Regions from separate parts of the Homo sapiens genome. Here region 2 is linked to region 1. A link is an interaction called in ENCODE POLR2A ChIA-PET data of the cell type or tissue named here. Cell type or tissue: A673. All regions are shown on one strand. Each heading gives the region's core, and the rest is flanking DNA. Links, peaks and the distances in the headings are about the cores only.

Evidence for each region. Peaks named below come from ENCODE experiments on the same cell type or tissue, not always from the same donor. Only the 100,000 strongest peaks of a DNase experiment are listed, where the experiment ranks them.
Region 2: POLR2A ChIA-PET joins it to region 1 with 10 read pairs; 2 of 35 experiments call an interaction of 5 or more read pairs at or near these places.

Annotation. Positions count from the first base shown.
Region 1 is chr18:46,257,067-46,265,510 of GRCh38, reverse strand. ARK2N (arkadia (RNF111) N-terminal like PKA signaling regulator 2N) reads right to left here. Exons shown (of 5, transcript NM_145055.5): 5 at 1-2,582. The coding sequence ends at 2,393. Among named protein-coding and RNA genes, the nearest start is that of ARK2C, 73 kb to the left of the region's middle. RefSeq lists enhancers at 3,446-3,947, 5,323-5,886, 5,887-6,451. In A673, for the core only: no CTCF peak of the experiment used is centred there; DNase peaks (open chromatin) are centred at 120 and 1,010; H3K4me3 peaks cover 596 bases; H3K27ac peaks cover 3,326 bases.
Region 2 is chr18:46,062,125-46,070,668 of GRCh38, reverse strand. The region is part of intron 1 of PSTPIP2 (proline-serine-threonine phosphatase interacting protein 2); the gene reads left to right. Among named protein-coding and RNA genes, the nearest start is that of PSTPIP2, 5.9 kb to the left of the region's middle. RefSeq lists enhancers at 6,619-6,818, 6,879-6,928. In A673, for the core only: no CTCF peak of the experiment used is centred there; no DNase peak of the experiment used is centred there.

The DNA of each region.
Region 1 (8,444 bases), core at 1-8,000:
AGGCAAAAGTGCAAGCTGACATAAAGGCAAAGGGCCAGAGAAGAGACTGGTTACAGCTCCACTCTGTTCCTAATCCACAGTGCACACAGCACGCCAACTCTGTAGAGGATGACTATATTAGGGACTATGAAGAAAATATGTCACACGGGAAATCACCTGCTGTGTGGAATTGGGAAAAAAAATATGTGGTTAACATAAGAACAGGTCATGCAAAAACATTCATTAAAATGGGCCTCTGCCCTGACAGTGGGGGAAAAAATAAGCTGCAAAAACTTCAAGTCACATCATCCACTCTATTCTCTTCTCTATGAATTTCCTGGAAAACACAGACCAGAAATTGTACATTTCTGCTTTGTCTAGTATTTTAATTCAAGTCAAAAACTATGTGTAACAGTAAAATTCAATAAATTAATCCTAAAGTAAAATGTGAAGGTCCAAGGATACACCAGTAGTGAATCTTCAGAAGGTCCTACTTTGCTCTGGCCTCTGGGTCTTTGGTTTTTGTCTAGAATTGTGGCCATGTGAGAGACTGATATATGAGTTGCTAAAGCTGGAGGTTCATGATCTTAAAAGCCTTATCTAACAAAAGCAGAAAATAAAAATAAAAAAAATAAAAGCTGATGAAGGACAGAGGCCAGATCAAATGAGATGCTATCAGAGAAGATCAAAGAACATATGCACAAATACATTCCTGTGGAAGAAGGAACATACAGGAGAACTAATGCAACAAGAAGCGTAAAGGAATAAACTTGTCTTTACAAAAAAAAAAAAAAAAGAAGAAGATGAAGAAGAAGAAGAAGAACAGGCTGGGCAGGTGGAGGCAGGCAGACACTGATGCATGTGTATGTGCGGTGTGTGTCATTCATCTCAGCAGCCCCCAGAGCACCCACCCCTCACAGTGCCTTATGCAGAGCAGGCACTTGGTAAATTTGTTTGCTGAATGAAAACTGAAAATGGTAATTCTCATACTCTTAATGATAAGAAGAGCCACCAGGGGATTTGGAGAGACAGGCAAAGGGCCATAGCAACGGTAACAATGGAAACAAAAACAAAAACAAAACAAACAAAAACCATGAAAAACAAAAGGTGAAGTCTTCTAAGCCAATATTACTTCACTCCCCCTGTGCAGAGTACATAGTGTTCTAACTCTAGGTATTGCTTTTAAAAGAATTCACTAGTAACTACAACATATTATAAGAAAGAAGGTAGTAACTAATGCCACAAAATTCCAATGCTGGCATTTCCTGAATTCCCTGAAGCTCCTGCTACCCTTTGCTAATCCTTTTAGACTCTGTAAAACTTACCAATGACATTAACGTGCTTTGCATCTGATTTCTTATGGTACATTCTGATTCTTCTTATGGTATTTTTTTTTAGAAGGTAGAGGAGAAAAATACCCAAATACAGCATCAGGTCCACTTCATCTCGGATGTTAAACAGTTGTTGCTACATACTCTTTATACAGAGACCAGCTATGAAAGACGGCACTTTCCTCTCGGATTTGCAAGTGCCTGTAGCCTCAGAGGCCACATAACTTTTCATATTCTTCCCAACAGGTTTCTATGTTCACCCGTTATTTGACTAAACCAGAAAAAAAGGCGAGGGAGAGAGATTTTTCCCACTGAACTCTTAATACCTTCAGATGCCCAGAACACCTCATGGTGGGTATCTATCTGAAATGCCTCTGTCTCAAAGGAGACATTTTGCAAAGAGTTATTAATTATTGCAACAAGGAGAACAACTAGGTCACCTTAGTAGTATTTATAAACACAAAGGGACATGTCAATTATCTGTGCTGTGGGAAGTCAACAGGAGCAAACTCAAGAAAGAAGGCAGAAGACTTAAAATAAAAGAAAATATAATTTTAATACTTCTGTCTTCTATTTTTAAGGACAAGTTTTTAAATGCACATGCCCTACTAGGTGCCAATAAGGACCTGACTGATATGTGTGCGAATGCCCTAAGATGGGAGTGCCAATGGGGTGGGCAGATAGTGGTCAAGTCTAGATATTAATTTCATTATACAGAAAAATAAATACAAGATTCAAAAACTGAAACCCATTTTGCCTGGCAATTAAAATATTATTCTAAAAGGAAGGCAGAGTTTCCTAAGATTAAAAGTCACCAAGTAAAATAAAGTTGTCTAATAAAATTCATCATTCTATATTCCTACTGAGGGAAAGAAGAAATTCTTTTCTCTGTGATGTTATTTTCCTAAGTGACTTCTTTTAATTAAAAAAAGGGGGGAAGAGGAGGGAATTTTCCATGAGTTTGAATCCTACAAATGCCACAAACAGCTTCTGAAGCTGAAGCTATGACAATGAACTTCCATGTCACAAAGAGGATGAGGAAGTGGAAGGGAACAGTGCAGAGGAAACACAGTGACATTGTATTACAGTAGGTATTTACGCCTGCTATCCTCATCCAAGGTAAGGTCAACAACTTCTGCTGGTGAAGCCCAAGTCTGCTGGGGAGTCACAGCAGTCCATGACTGTGTTTGCCTGGTGCTAACATACTGCGTGCCCGAGCCATGCTTCCATGAAGAAACACTCTGAATCACACCACCTCGAGGATGAACACACCTGCAATTGAGATGAAGAACAAAAGCATGGTTAATTCCACCACAGGAAAAACAGAAGACAATATGACCTCAGTTGTACTTATCAACATTTTTACTAAGATAAACCTAGTATGCAAGTTCATAAAACCCACAATCAATATCCTTCCCTCCATCTCTGTCTCCCTCTCTCCCTACCCCACCACACCCCACTTGGTCCCTCTCTCAGTTTAGCCTTAAAAAGGCCAAGGGTCTTATCTCAGCCAGAAACTCCTGAGTTGTGTCACTGACCATGGGTGACAGGATGTTTCTCTGGACTCATTTACACCTCTGGGATCTTCATGATAGGGCAACACATAAATCCAGAACAAAGTTAAGATGCCCAAACAATCTTAGTCTGAACAAATCAAACAGTAAGAAAAATAGTTAAAACTTGTTCTTAAAATAAGCTTTATAATTGGTAATAATGCCTTCAAAGACAGTGACAGTAATACCCTTTCACAGATTAAATTTCTAAAAGTCTGTAAGTAATAGATCATGAATAAAGGATCAATTTCCCTTGTCCTGAAGGTCACAACAGAAGCACTTGGTTCATTCAACAGAATCGCTTATAATTTGGTTCCGTGAAAGTAACACAGCTGAATCTTCAGTTTAGATCCACTAAAAGGGTTCTATCGGAGGGAGAGAACTGCCTTGTTAGCAAGTCACACCAAGAGTTCACTGAAATAAAATTGTTTCAGAAACACTGACAGTTTGAATTCCACAGTCCAGTCAAATGATAGAATTGTGAACCTCCAGGCCAAAACACTAAGTTCTGACTCAAATGAGAGGAAGGCAGGCAACTCATGTGATCAATGCTATGTCCTCTCATCTAAACTTCCTGACCAGCCCTCAGGTAGCTTATGTGAGAAGTAACAAGTGGCATGAGTCTAGTCACTAAACTACCACAGTGGCTCCTGAGCAGCTGTTTGACAATCTGTAAGCAACAAATAATGCTGGGCCACTTGAGAATTTCAGCTTTGGTTTAATGCTACCTACACCACCAGATTCAAAAGAACATTAGGGTAACAATGGACACGATTCAGTTGCAAAACTGCCCCAAGGACCCTTAAACTCCTGCAAACATGCCCTACTCCTACAAAGGCTTAATCTGATAACTTCTCCCTTACTAAGAAAAATTCCTAAGAACAGATCTCTCAGGGCCAGAGCAGAGGGCAGAACGCAAATTTGCTACAGTACCAGAAGCCCGTCATCTGTCCAGAGATGGGCTATGTAGTTACTAACCCAGAGGCTACTACCTTTTCAAAGATTAGCTAGAGAAATAAATAGGGACATTAAAATAAGGGACATAAAGCCCAATGTCTAATTCACATCTGTTCAACCCATTATATAAATTCATATTAAGTGACCATGTAGTCATGGAAAAATGTCAGCCAAAGGAGTCCATTCAACATTTATAGAAATGGTTTTGATGACTGAAGGCCAACGGAACACTACCTTTACTAAGCAGTTTCACATATATTATCTCATTGGACAATTCTGACAGACCTATGAGGTAAGCATGGAATTTACTATCCTCACTCTACAGAGAGGGAAACTGAGGCTTAAACAGGTTACATGATTTGCTCAGAGTCACAATGCTTGAAAGTGATAGGCCAAGGAAGACAGGTCTGATTTTGGGTCCAATGCTTTCCATATCATGTTGTTGCTTTACAGATGTGTGTATTAAATCGGGTGCAGCAAAACACAACAAGAATCATCAGAGTACAAAAATAGACCCAAACTAACAATTTAGAAGTATAAAGTTACTTGACAATTCAAAAGCTCACCTGTATAAGCACTAATTGAAGTAAAGCTGGCTAGAAACCTGGTAAGAATTCAGGCAACGAGTGGCAAAGAGAGTCAATGTAATCTTTGGCAGAATTTCTAAAAATATCTCCGAAGTAAAAGAAGTATATAGTCCCAATTGTTTATCTGTATTGCTCACTAAGTAATCATACAATGTAACGTCAAGCAGTGGCTTTTTAAAAAATCTGATCTAATCTGTTTATTATACAGAAGAAAAAACCTAGGCCAAAAGACAACCATCCAGGCTCTTAAACAAGTTAAGCATAGAACTGGAGTAAAATCAGGTCTCCACTCGAGGGTTTATTTTCCACTGAATAACAATGCCTTCTTCAGGCTATACCTGAAGTTACTACATCATGTTTGACTGAAAGAAGCACTGCCTGGTTCCCAGGGCCATTCAATAAGCGGCAAAGAAGAGTTTAGAAAGTGTCTGGCATAGGAAAAGAACTAGGAGAGTGAGAGGTTTAGAGACCTTATTTCCTACTGAGGAATGGCTGAAGGAGAGAGAATAGGAGACAGGGCACTTCAACTATCTAAAAATAGATCACTTCTGAAGTTATGTTACAAATGGTTCCAGTTACCAAAAACCAGCTTAGGCTACTTTAAACAATGAAGAGAATTTATTAGTAGGACACTGGGCACCTCAAAGAGCCTAAGATGATGGAACAACCCCTAACCCTCTCTATTTCTCCTACTTCAAAATTTTAGATTATCTGGAGAATGTGATGATACTATCTTCGGTCAAAAGCTTTCCTAACTCTAATTATTAATAGTTGTACATGGAATTCCCAAAGGGAGAATCACTGTGAGGTGGAAGCCACCATGAAAGGTACTATTTCATGCTCGAGGCAAACCACTGAGAGCATGCTTAGAACCATGAATCAGTTTCTAGAAGGCAAGTTTCAGATAATCATTGCTATAGAACAAAGCCACTAAGAAATGGAATGAATTGCCTTTTAAGTACTCAAGTAATTGCTGAGGCATCTGTCAGGAATGTTAAGGAAAATTTTAAGATGCCCTCCAAGCTCAACAGTGACTTTAAGATTTGTTCAAAAACAGGCAAAACTATCAATAAAAGTCAGAATAGGCTGGCACAGTGGATCATGACTGTAATCCCAGCACTCTGGGAGGGTGAGACGGGAGGATCACTTGAGCTCACAAGTTCGACACCAGCCTGGGCACCATGGTGAAACCCCATCTCTGTCGCACACACACACACAGACGGGAGGATCACTTGAGCTCACAAGTTCGACACCAGCCTGGGCACCATGGTGAAACCCCATCTCTGTCAAACACACACACACACACACACACACACACACACACACACACAGTAGCTGGGTGGGGTAGTGGGCACCCATAGTCCCAGCTACTCGGAAGGCTGAGGTGGGAGGATGGCTTGAGCCTTGGCGGTCGAGGCTGCAGTGAACAGAGATCATGCTACTGCACTCCAGCCTGGGTGGCTGAGCCTCGGTCTCAAAAAATAAAAACAAAAAAATAAGTCAAGATAGTAGTTACGGGGAAAAGAAAAGGGGGAGGTTGTAATTAGAAAGTAGTGCAGAGTGGCTGGGCGCGGTGGCTCACGCCTGTAATCCCAGCACCTTGGGAGGCCGAGGTAGGCGGATCATGGGGTCAGGAGATCAAGACCAGCCTGGGTAACACGGTGAAACCCCGTCTCTACTAAAAATACAAAAATGAGCCAGGCACGGTGGCATGCGCCTGTAGTCCCAGCTACTCAGGAGGCTAAGGCAGGAGAATCGCTTGAACCCAGGAGGCGGAGGTTGCAGTGAGCCGAGATCGTGCCACTGCACTCCAGCCTGGGTGACAGAATGAGACTCTGTCTCAAAAAAAAAAAAAAAAAAGAAAGAAAGAAAGCTCAGAGTGACTTCTGTGTTCTGATCTGAGTGCTTGTTACTTGGGTATAAGCAGTTTGCAAAAAAGGTACGTTATTAGTTATCTGTATGTGTTATTAGCCAATAAAATATTCACAAAAATTATTTACTTTAATGATCTCAAACACACTGAATAAAATGGGAGTTAGGAGATGGATGAGGACAGAACAAGGCTTTTAACACATTTTTTTTTAACTACAGAGGGAAAAAACAGTCAATCTAGTAAACAGAAGGGTGCTAGAGAAATATTTCAACTATTTTATAAGAGAATATACATTACACAAAAATTTATACCAGATAGGGAAAAAAATTCAGGAGAAAGAGGGAGCACAATGGTTGTTAAGCCTCTGGAGTGGTCCTATAATGGATGCAAGAGGCTCGAAATTTTGTGACGCAACATAAAAAAAAATAGTTTCATGTATTATCACATATGCTTTTTCTGTATCATGAAAGACATGAGGTAGGAACATACTCAGCTGGTTTTTAATTGGTCCAATCAATTGTATTACTAATCTGTATTAGTGCAGATACAGGCTTTGTTCTCACAAAGTGTTTAACCTGCATGCAATTGGTGACAGGTATGAAACACAACCTAGAGCCATACTTTGCATTTTATAACCAAGAAAATGCTTGGGTCTTGCTTCCCAAAATGTTAGGAAAAAATAATTATAAATAATATGGTTTGATAGAATAATTTCCTGTTCTTCATACACTAATATCAATAGAAAGGCTGCACAGTGGAAATGAAGTGTGTGCGCGCACACACAGCAGGCTCTGACGGTCAACTTTTGATATAGTTAGCTTACCATTCTAAGAAAACAACATTAAAATTAATCAATTTTACTCTCATTTACAGACAGCCTGAAGGTGACCTCTTAGATAACATTTCTACTTCTTTTTCCTAACTGAAGAGGAAATGAATCCTTGTGATTGTAGGGAAACACTCATCTGTATCACTAGTTTTTTTTGGAGTTAATATTAGCAACAGGCCTGGGCATGGTGGCTCACGCCTGTAATCCCAGCACTTTGGGAGGCCGAGGCGGGCAGATCGTCTGAGCTCAGGAGTTCGCGACCAGCCGGGGCAACATGGTGAAACCCCATCTCTACTAAAATACAAAAATTAGCCAGGCATGGCGGCGTGCACCTATAGTCCCAGCTACTTGGGAGGCTGAGGCAGGAGAATTGCTTGAACCCAGGAGGCAGAGGTTGCAGTGAGCCGAAATCGTGTCACTGCACTCCAGCCTGGAGGACAGGGCGAGACTCCATCTCAAAAAAAAAAAAAAATTAGCAACTGGTCCTATGAAGCAATGAGTCTCAAATACAGCTTCCTACACCAATTACTTTGCTGAGGAATAACCCAACATTAACGCCAATGATCACAGGATTAACAGACTAGAATGAGGTCCTCAGAACAGGTACCAAAAGGAACTGTTCCAACACGGTTCCATAACATACAGATCTGTGCTATATGTATTCCTCTTCCTAGAGCAATTACCAATGAGGTCGGTAGAAGGAAAAAATAACAGGACCAACGACAAAAAAAAAAATTATTGGCCTGAGGTTTGTAAATTAAAAGTTTTGGCAAAATTAAGTGGGCAGAGAAGAACTAGAGATGCTGGGAAAGTCTCCATCTCACTAGCAAAGAGCATCTGTGAAACTGGACTGTCCAAAAATTAACATCTGGAAATAACATTTAGGTAACCAGGAGTTCAACACAGCAATACAAGGCAATCATAAAATATGCGTTCAACCATTAGCTCAGAAAGCATGCTTTCTAGTCTAGGACTAGAGGATACACAAAAGAGAAATGAATACATCAAAATCTAAAATAAAAGAATAGGAGAAGATATTAGCATGCAAGAAAAGAAAAATAACTATCAAAAAAGGAGGGGGAGAGGCATATCACAACTAGAATTACTGAGTGCAAAGGCCAAACAAAATGCTTCCAATATGGAAAAATGGCACCCCACACAAGTCAGGGCAGCCACAATTCCAGAGAACAACTCAAGGACCAAATCTGAGTTCTTAAAAACTCTTAAAAACCCAACAACAAGGTAGAATATGAAAAGAAAAAATAAGAACAGGACAACTAAATCCAAACAAAACATCTACTCTATACATGCAAATCAAATGAGAACAAAAAGATG
Region 2 (8,544 bases), core at 420-8,419, 200 kb after region 1:
GGTGGTGCATGCCTGTAGATATAGTTACTTGGGAGGCTGAGGCAAGAGGATTGCTTGAGGCCAGGAGTTTGAGGTTGCAGTGAGCTATGATCACATCACTGCACTCCAGCCTGGACGACAGAGTGATTTGTGTTTGTCTCAAAAACGAACAAACAAACAAACCCAACCAAACAACACAATCCTCAGTATTTAGCCACAGTTTTAGCACTGGCAAGGCTAAGGCCAGGCGGGCGCTAAGCCCCTCCCCACCAGCCTCCACCCCTCAGCCCCATGCCAGGGATGCTGGATACGGGGAGGTCTTAGCGGAGAGGGTGACAGGGTGAAGACAGGGTTCCAGGCCACAGAGTTTGCAGTATTTTAATATCTTCACAGCCAGTACAAACATGTCAGTGAGTACTCTCTAATGTCTGGTGGGTGACATGCAGGGTTTGAGGGGCTGGTGGAGATGGCCCCGCCCCTTGGGAAGATGTCCAGTTTTGAGAGCTTACCGAACAGCATGAAGCCTCTGAGGTGGGCTGCCCGGGCTTGAATCCAGTTCTGCCCCTTACTAGCTAGGTGACCCTGGGCAGCCTGCTTCCGCCCCCAAGCCTCAGTTTTTCCATACATAAAAATGGGGATAATAACAGTGTCTACTCCTTAGGACCGTTGGGAGGATTAAACTTGAGAGTTTAGTACAGTGCCTGACACACAGAGAGCACCTATAGTTGCCAGCTATTATTATCAGCAGTAGAGGTGACAAGTAAAAGAAGTGAGTGATGGTTATTCAAGGAGAAAGAATGAAGAGATCGGAAGTCCACAAAGAAGCACTCTTAGTGCATGCCTCTATTGATGGAGGAGGAGAAAGGGGACAGAGAAATAGAGGAAGAGATGAAGGGATACAACCAGGAAAGAGCTATCACAGGCCCAAGAGAGGGACATTCCAAGGAAGGTGAGAGGACTGTGGTCAAACGTGTTTGTACATGTTCCTGAAAAAGTATGAGTCAATACACACTTCATAAATGAATGTATTTAAATGCTTCATGAAAATATTTATTTAAAGAAATCTTCGATGAATCTGCTTCAAAAGGGAATAATCAGTGTTTAAAACTGGGCTTGGAGCTGGCGTGTGCCTGTAGTCCCAGCTACTAAGGAGGCTGGGCAACATAGTGAGACCCTGTCTCTAAAAATCATTTTAAAATAAATGAATAAAACTGGGATTGGCCCCCAATGAATTTGCCTGCTATTGGTACATACCTGTGTGTTGTTTCTCTCCCACCCTTCCCTGTTTATACCTTCTTTGTGGCACTTTGGTTAAGCAGTGCTGTATAATTTCTCTTGGTTAACTTTGATTGTATCTTGTCAGAATAAGACAGTGACCACAGTTTCCAAAGATCCAGGGAAACAGCCAGGCCACAATGAGAAAAAATTCCAGTTTTTGGGATGATCAGACACCAGTGTCCTTCAGATACGGGCATGCACGGGTGACAGTGGGACCCGTTTTGGAAGGGTAGATGAAAGCAGTGTTCTCTCACCCCTGGGGATTTCCAGGCTTCTCACTTGGGTGTGAGGTCCAAATCGTCCCTGAACCTCCTGTAGATACTTATTTTTCCTGGGCCTTCCTGATTCCCAAGGTTCTTGGTGTAGACCAGCTTCCTAGTTGCTGTTTCAGCAACCCTGTTCCTGTAGTGGGCAGGGCTTCTCTCTGCCTGGGATTGACTAGGGAAAGTCTTGGGGCTGTCTGAACTGGCTCATTGCCCTGCTGTCAACACAAGGCTGTCACTCTCATCCAAACCTTTTACCAGATTGGAATCTTGTCATTCTGGAGCCTTAGCAGAGTTTGAACTGATGTTGCCTCTGGCTTTGCTCAATGGTTTTTCTCTATACAGTCATCTCTTGGTATCTGTAGGGGATTGGTTCTAGGACTCCCATGCAGGTACCAAAATTCATGGACATTCAAGTCCTTTCTTTTCTTTTTTCTTTTTCAATACAGAGATTGGGTCTTGCTATGTTGGCCAGGCTGGTTTCAAACTCCTTGCCTCAAGCTATCCTCTTGCCTTGGCCTCCCAAAGTGCTGGGATAAGAGGTGTAAGCCGGCCGGGCATGGTGGCTCACACCTGTAATCCCAGCACTTTGGGAGGCTGAGACGGGTGGATCACGAGGTCAGGAGATCGAGACCATCTCGGCTAACACAGTGAAACCCCGTCTCTACTAAAAATACAAAAAAATTACCCGGGCATGGTGGTGGGCGCCTGTAGTCCCAGCTACTCAGGAGGCTGAGGCAGGAGAATGCTGTGAACTTGGGAGGTGGAGCTTGCAGTGAGCTGAGATCGTGCCATTGCACTCCAGCCTGGGCGACAGAGCGAGAATCTGTCTCAAAAAAAGAGGTGTAAGCCACTATGCCTGTCCTCAGATTCTTTCTATAAAATGGTGTAGTATTTACATATAACCTACACACATCTTCCTGTATACTTTAAGTATTCTCCAGATTGCTTATAATACCTAATATAATGTTAATGCTATGTAAATAGTTGTTTACACTGTATTTTTTATTTGTATTTTTTAATTGGTATATTTTTATTTTTTAATTTTTGGAATATTTTTCATCTGTGGTTGGTTGAATCCATGGATGCAGATATGGAGAACTGACTGTACAGTGCTCTAGATAAATATAGGAGGCTGCTTTAAAAAAAAAATACAGAAAGAATACAGGTTAACACCACAGAGTCTCCCTGCTGACCCCATAGTGTATTTTGTACAATGTTTAGATTGTTGCTGTAATTTTTAAATACTCTCTCGGATTTTATGAAAAGAAAAACTTCAGACTAGTTAAATTTAGCAGAGTTTATCTGAGCAAAGAAACTATTCATGAATCAGGCAGCACCCTGAACCAGTAAAGGTTCAGAGAGCTCCACAAGGCAAAAGTGGGCAGGCAATACTTACAGAAAAAAGAGGTGATACAGAAATAGCCTGATTGGTTACACCTGGGTGGTTGCCTTATTTGGACTTGACTGGGCAGTCTGCAGCCTGGGATTGGCTGAAAGCTCCCCTGTTATGATTGGCAGAGACCCAGCTACTTGTTACAAGAATATACTCTTAGTTAGGTTACGGTTTGTTTACACACTAAGTTAGGTTGTGGCTTGCTATTTATGGAGGCAGCTTTAGGCCAACATTTTTTTTTTTTTTTTTTGAGACAGAGTCTCGCCCTGTTGCCCAGGCTGGAGTCCAGTGGTGCGATCTCGGGTCACTGCAAGCTCTGCCTCCTGGGTTCACACCATTCTCCTGCCTCAGCCTCCTGAGTAGCTGGGACTACAGGGGCCCGCCACCACGCCCGGCTAATTTTTTTGTATTTTTAGTAGAGACGGGGTTTCACCGTGTTAGCCAGGATGGTCTCGATCTCCTGATCTCGTGATCCGCCCGCCTCGGCCTCCCAAAGTGCTGGGATTACAGGAGTGAGCCACTGCGCCCAGCCTAGGTCGAATTTAATTTGACAATCTGGTCCCCAGAAACACACCAGGAGGGCTGTTTCCTTTTGTCTTGCCTAGTGGCAAAAGGGAAGATAGAGTCATGAACAATTACCTGCTCTCCCATACATTCTTTGTAGAGCAGCCGGAGGGAGCTAGCTTTAAAATAATCGTCAAAAACCTCTTTTTTTTTTTTTTTTTGAGATGGAGTTTCACTTTTGTTGCCCAGGCTGGAGTGCAGTTGCGAGATCTCGGCTCACTGCAACCTCTGCCTCCCGGGTTCAAGCGATTCTTCTGCCTCAGCCTCCCGAGTAGCTGGGATTACAGGCATGCGCCACCACGCCCGGCTAATTTTTTGTATTTTTAGTAGAGACGGGGGTTTCACCAGGTTGGGCAGGCTGGTCTGGAACTCCTGACCTCAGGTGATTCGCCCGCCTGGGCAAAGTGCTGGGATTACAGGCGTGAGCCACCGCACCCGGCCTGTTCCACCCTTTTAAAGAAACTGTTCTGCTGTGACTGGCTGGTGGTCTTGCATGAGGAGAATATCATTAAGGACGGGCTCTGGCTTCTTTAGAAGCCCTATACTCAAGAAGGGGTGCAGCACAAAGCCCACACACGTGGGGCTCACCTTCTGGTGAGAGACCTTGTGACCAACGGAGAAAACACAGCAACTTGTTGAAGAGAGGAACTTCTTCTCCATTCCCCACGTAATCTCAGGCAGTTCAACTCAGCAAATGTCTATGTGAAGTCTGAGTGGCCAGCCTTGTGGTAGCTGCTGTGGGCTCACAGAGAGACAGACACACAACATCTCACCTCTAAGAGATTATTAGCTACTCAAGAAGATGAGTCTCAACATGAAATTTTAAAACAGTAGTTTTAATTTAATTAAATTATTTATTTTTGAGACAGGGTCTTGCTCTGTCACTCAGGCTAGAGTGCAGTGGTGCGATCACGGCTCACTGCAGCCTCAAACTCCTGGGCTCAAGCAATCCTCCCAAGTAGCTGGAACCGCAGGCACATGCCACCACGCCTGGTTAATTTTTGTATTTTTTGTAGAAACGCTGTTTCACCATATTGCCTAGGCTGGTCTCAAACTCCTGAGCTCAAGCAATCTGCCTGCCTTGGCCTCCCAAAATGCTGGGATTACAGGCATGAGCTACTGCACCTGGCCAATAGTTTTTAATATTAACATAAAATTAAGGTTATTAAAATATATATTATTAGTGATTTGGTACTTTCCCAACTTTTTTCCTCCATGCATAATTATAATCCTATAGTATCTGTACTATCTTGTATTCTACTGCTTTAATTAAAATATCGTAACTTTGGCTGGGCACAGTGGCTCATGCCTGTAATCCCAGCACTTTGGGAGGCCAAGGCGGGTGGATCACTTGAGATCAGGAGTTTGAGACCAGCCTGGCCAACATGGTGAAATCTCGTCTCTACTAAAGAAATACAAAAATTGGCCGGGCGCGGTGGCTTACGCCTGTAATCCCAGCACTTTCAGAGGCTGAGACAGGTGCATCACAAGGTCCGGAGTTCGAGACCAGCCTGGCCGATATGGTGAAACCCTGTCTCTACTAAAAATACAAAAATTAGCCGGGCGTGGTGGTGGGTGCCTGTAGTCCCAGCGACTCGGGAGGCTGAGGCAGGAGAATCACTTGAACCCGGGAGGCGGAGGTTGCAGTGAGCCAAGATCACACCACCATACTCCAGCCTGGGCAACAGAGTGAGACTCCGTCTCAAAACAAACAAACAACCGAAAACAAAAATTAGCCAGGCATGGTGGTGGGCACTTGTACTCAGCTACTTGGGAGGCTGAGACAGGAGAATCGTTTGAACCCAGGAGGCGGAGTTTGCAGTGAGCTGAGAGCATGCCACTGCACTCCAGCCTGGGCGACAGAGCCAGACTACATCTCAAAAAAAAAAAAAATTATAACTTATTTTATATATTGCTATCTACTTTCCCTAACAATTATTTAGAAAAGTTTTGTGAGTGATACAACTATTCTGTCACTGTTTGGCATTTATGTAATTTCTAGAGTTTTCTTTTCTTTTCTTTTCTTTTTTTTTTTTTTTTTTTTGAGACAGAGTTTCGTTCTTGTTGCCCATGCTGAAGTGCAATGGCACGACCTCGGCTCACTGTAACCTCCGCCTCCTGGGTTCAAGCAATTCTCCTGCCTCAGCCTCCCAAGTAGCTGGAATTACAGGCATGCACCACCATGCCTGGCTAATTTTGTATTTTTAGTAGAGATGAGGTTTTTCCATGTTGGTCAGGCTGGTCTTGAACCCCTGACCTCAGGTGATCTGCCTGTCTCAGCCTCCCAAAGTGCTGGGATTACAGGCATAAGCCACCGCACCCGGCCCAGTGTTTTCTATAATAAAGAATGTGGTGCATGTCATTCGTGTAAGGTATTTAAAATTGGGATTCTTTAAGTATCTATTTCTGGAAACTCAAGACAGAACTCATCATTGCCCAGCCATTTTACTATGTTTCTCTAATAAGTCACTCTTGCCCTTTCTGCAGTGATAATTTCATGCCTTTTCCACTCAAACCTACACATCCCTCCCACATTCTCACTGTGTTTTGGTGATCTTGCCTCTACTCCATTAAGAAACCAGACAGCAGGGCTGGGCGTGGTGGCTCATGCCTGTAATCCCAGCACTTTGGGAGGCCCAGGCGGGTGAATCACCTGAGGTCAGGAGTTGGAGACCAGGCTGGTCAACATGGTGAAACCCCGTCTTTACTTAAAAAAAAAAAAAAAAAAAAATTAGCCAGGTGTTGTGGTGGGTGCCTGTAGTCCCAGCTACTCGGGAGGCTGTGGCAGGAGAATCGCCTGGACTTGGGAGGGGGCGGTTGCAGTGAGCCAAGGTCACTCCGCTGCACTCCAGCCTGGGCAACAGAATGAGACTCTGTCTCAAAAAAAAAAAAAAAAAAAAAAAAAAGAAAGAAAAAGAAAGAAGAAAAAAAGAAAAGAAAAAAGAAACCAGAGCAGCTGGTGAAAGCTCACTTACCTTCTGTATAAATAGGATTCAGTTTGGCTGCAAGTAATAGAAAACCCCAAAACAACAGTGGCCTAGACAAGGAAGAGGTTTATTTCTCTCTCATCTACAAGCCCCTGATTGGTCATTCCAGGGCTGGCATGGCTGCCCTTGGGGTGAGGACCCACACTCCTGTCTGCTTACTCCAGTGGTGCCTGGTTCAATGCCTGGCACATGACAGATTCTCAGTAATACCTACTGAATGACTGAAAAAACCATTAACTAACAGAAGGACATTGAAAAACTTTTGATATGTAGAACCAGGATGATTTCCTAAAGAGTGGGCCTATTCTCAGTGTTCCCAATAGTATGTGCGGATGCTAGTTTCACTCTGTCAGTCATAGCTATTGTCTTTTTTTCTGCTCATTCAATAAGCAAAACTTGGTGCCTTATTCAACTTTCATTTGCGTTTTTATCACCAGGGAGAGTGCACATTTGGTTATTTTCTTGTAATTCCTCTTTTACAAATGGTTTTGTTTTCTTCCTCATGCTTTGCTTGTAAATTTATATGCATATTTTAAAATATATATTTTTGTATATATACACGTGTGTGTGTGTGTGTGTGTGTGTGTAATTCACATGTTCTAACATCCAGTATAGGCATGACACAGTGAGAGGCAGTCCTCAGGCCCTCAAGCTTTTGCACTGGACATTCCCGGGTTTGATTCCCAGTTTGGCTCCTTTCAAGCCAAAGAATGTGTGTGCCCGTGTTCAAATTATTCAGCTTTCCTCAGCTTTGCCTCCTCATCTGTAAAATGATATATGTATATGGATTTTGAAAACACTTTATACAGTCAAGTTTATTGATCTAAAGTTTTGTGATTTCTTCTATTACACTTCGAGGTTTTCTGTGGTCCAAGTTTTACTCAATATGTGTCTTATGATTGGGCGCTGTGGCTCATGCCTATAATCCTAGTACTTTGGGAGGCCGAGGTGGGACAATTGCTTGAGTCCAGGGGTTCAAGACCAGCCTGGGCAACATATTGAGACCCTGTCTCTACAAAAAAAATTTTAAAATTAGCAAGGCATGGTGGCCAGTACCTGCAGTCCCAGATAATCAGGAGGCTGAGGCAGAAGGATCACTTGAGTCCATGCGGTTGAAGCTGCAGCGAGCCGTGATTACACCACTGCACTGCAACCTGGATGACAGAGCAAGACGCTGTCTCACTAAAAATACTGTCTTTTGAGTATGAGGGCTTAAGTGTTCTGACATTTGCAGAAGTCAGAGACCTGTGTGGACCTGCAAAATGAGGAGGAGGTGGATTCCTGCCCTCAGGGTCCTACATTCTTCTTAAGGAAGCAAACAAAGATGTAGGACACTAATGGGAAACAGACTGACCTACTCTCCTTCAGGCTAAAAAGAGTGGTTTACCTGCCGGGATGGTGGCTCCTGCCTGTAATCCCAGCACTTTGGGAGGCCAAGGCAGGTGGATCACGAGGTCAGGAGATTGAGACCTTCCTGGCTAACACGGTGAAACCCCGTCTCTACTAAAAGTAGAAAAAAATTAGCCAGGTGTGGTGGCATGTGCCTGTAGTCCCAGCTACTCAGGAGGAGAATTGCTTGAACCTGGGAGGCAGAGGTTGCAGTGAGCCGAGACTGCACCACTGCACTCCAGCCTGGGTGACAGAGCGAGACTCCGTCTCCAAAAAAAAAAAAGTGGTTTACTGGGGCAAGTTTCTTTTTCTTTTTCTTTTTCTTTTTCTTTTTAGTAGAGATGGGGTTTCACCATGTTGGCCAGGCTGGTCTTGAACTCCTGACCTCACATGATCCACCCACCTCGGCCTCCTAAAGTGCTGGGATTACAGGCATGAGCCACCATGCCTAGCATACCAGGGCAAGATTCTTGGACAAGTCTGGCTGGGTGAGTGCGATAGGGTACCACTCCTTGAAGAGTGCTAAAATGGCACCAGGCATGCAACAAGATGGGGAAATCTTTGTTTTCAGAATACCTCTCAGGGAGGGGATGGTGTGGCACAAGGCTGGAAGGCTGGAAGGAAGACTTGAATAAGCTGTTCAGGGTAGGGAGACTGAGACCCCATCCCTATCTGAAGCACATGCCTT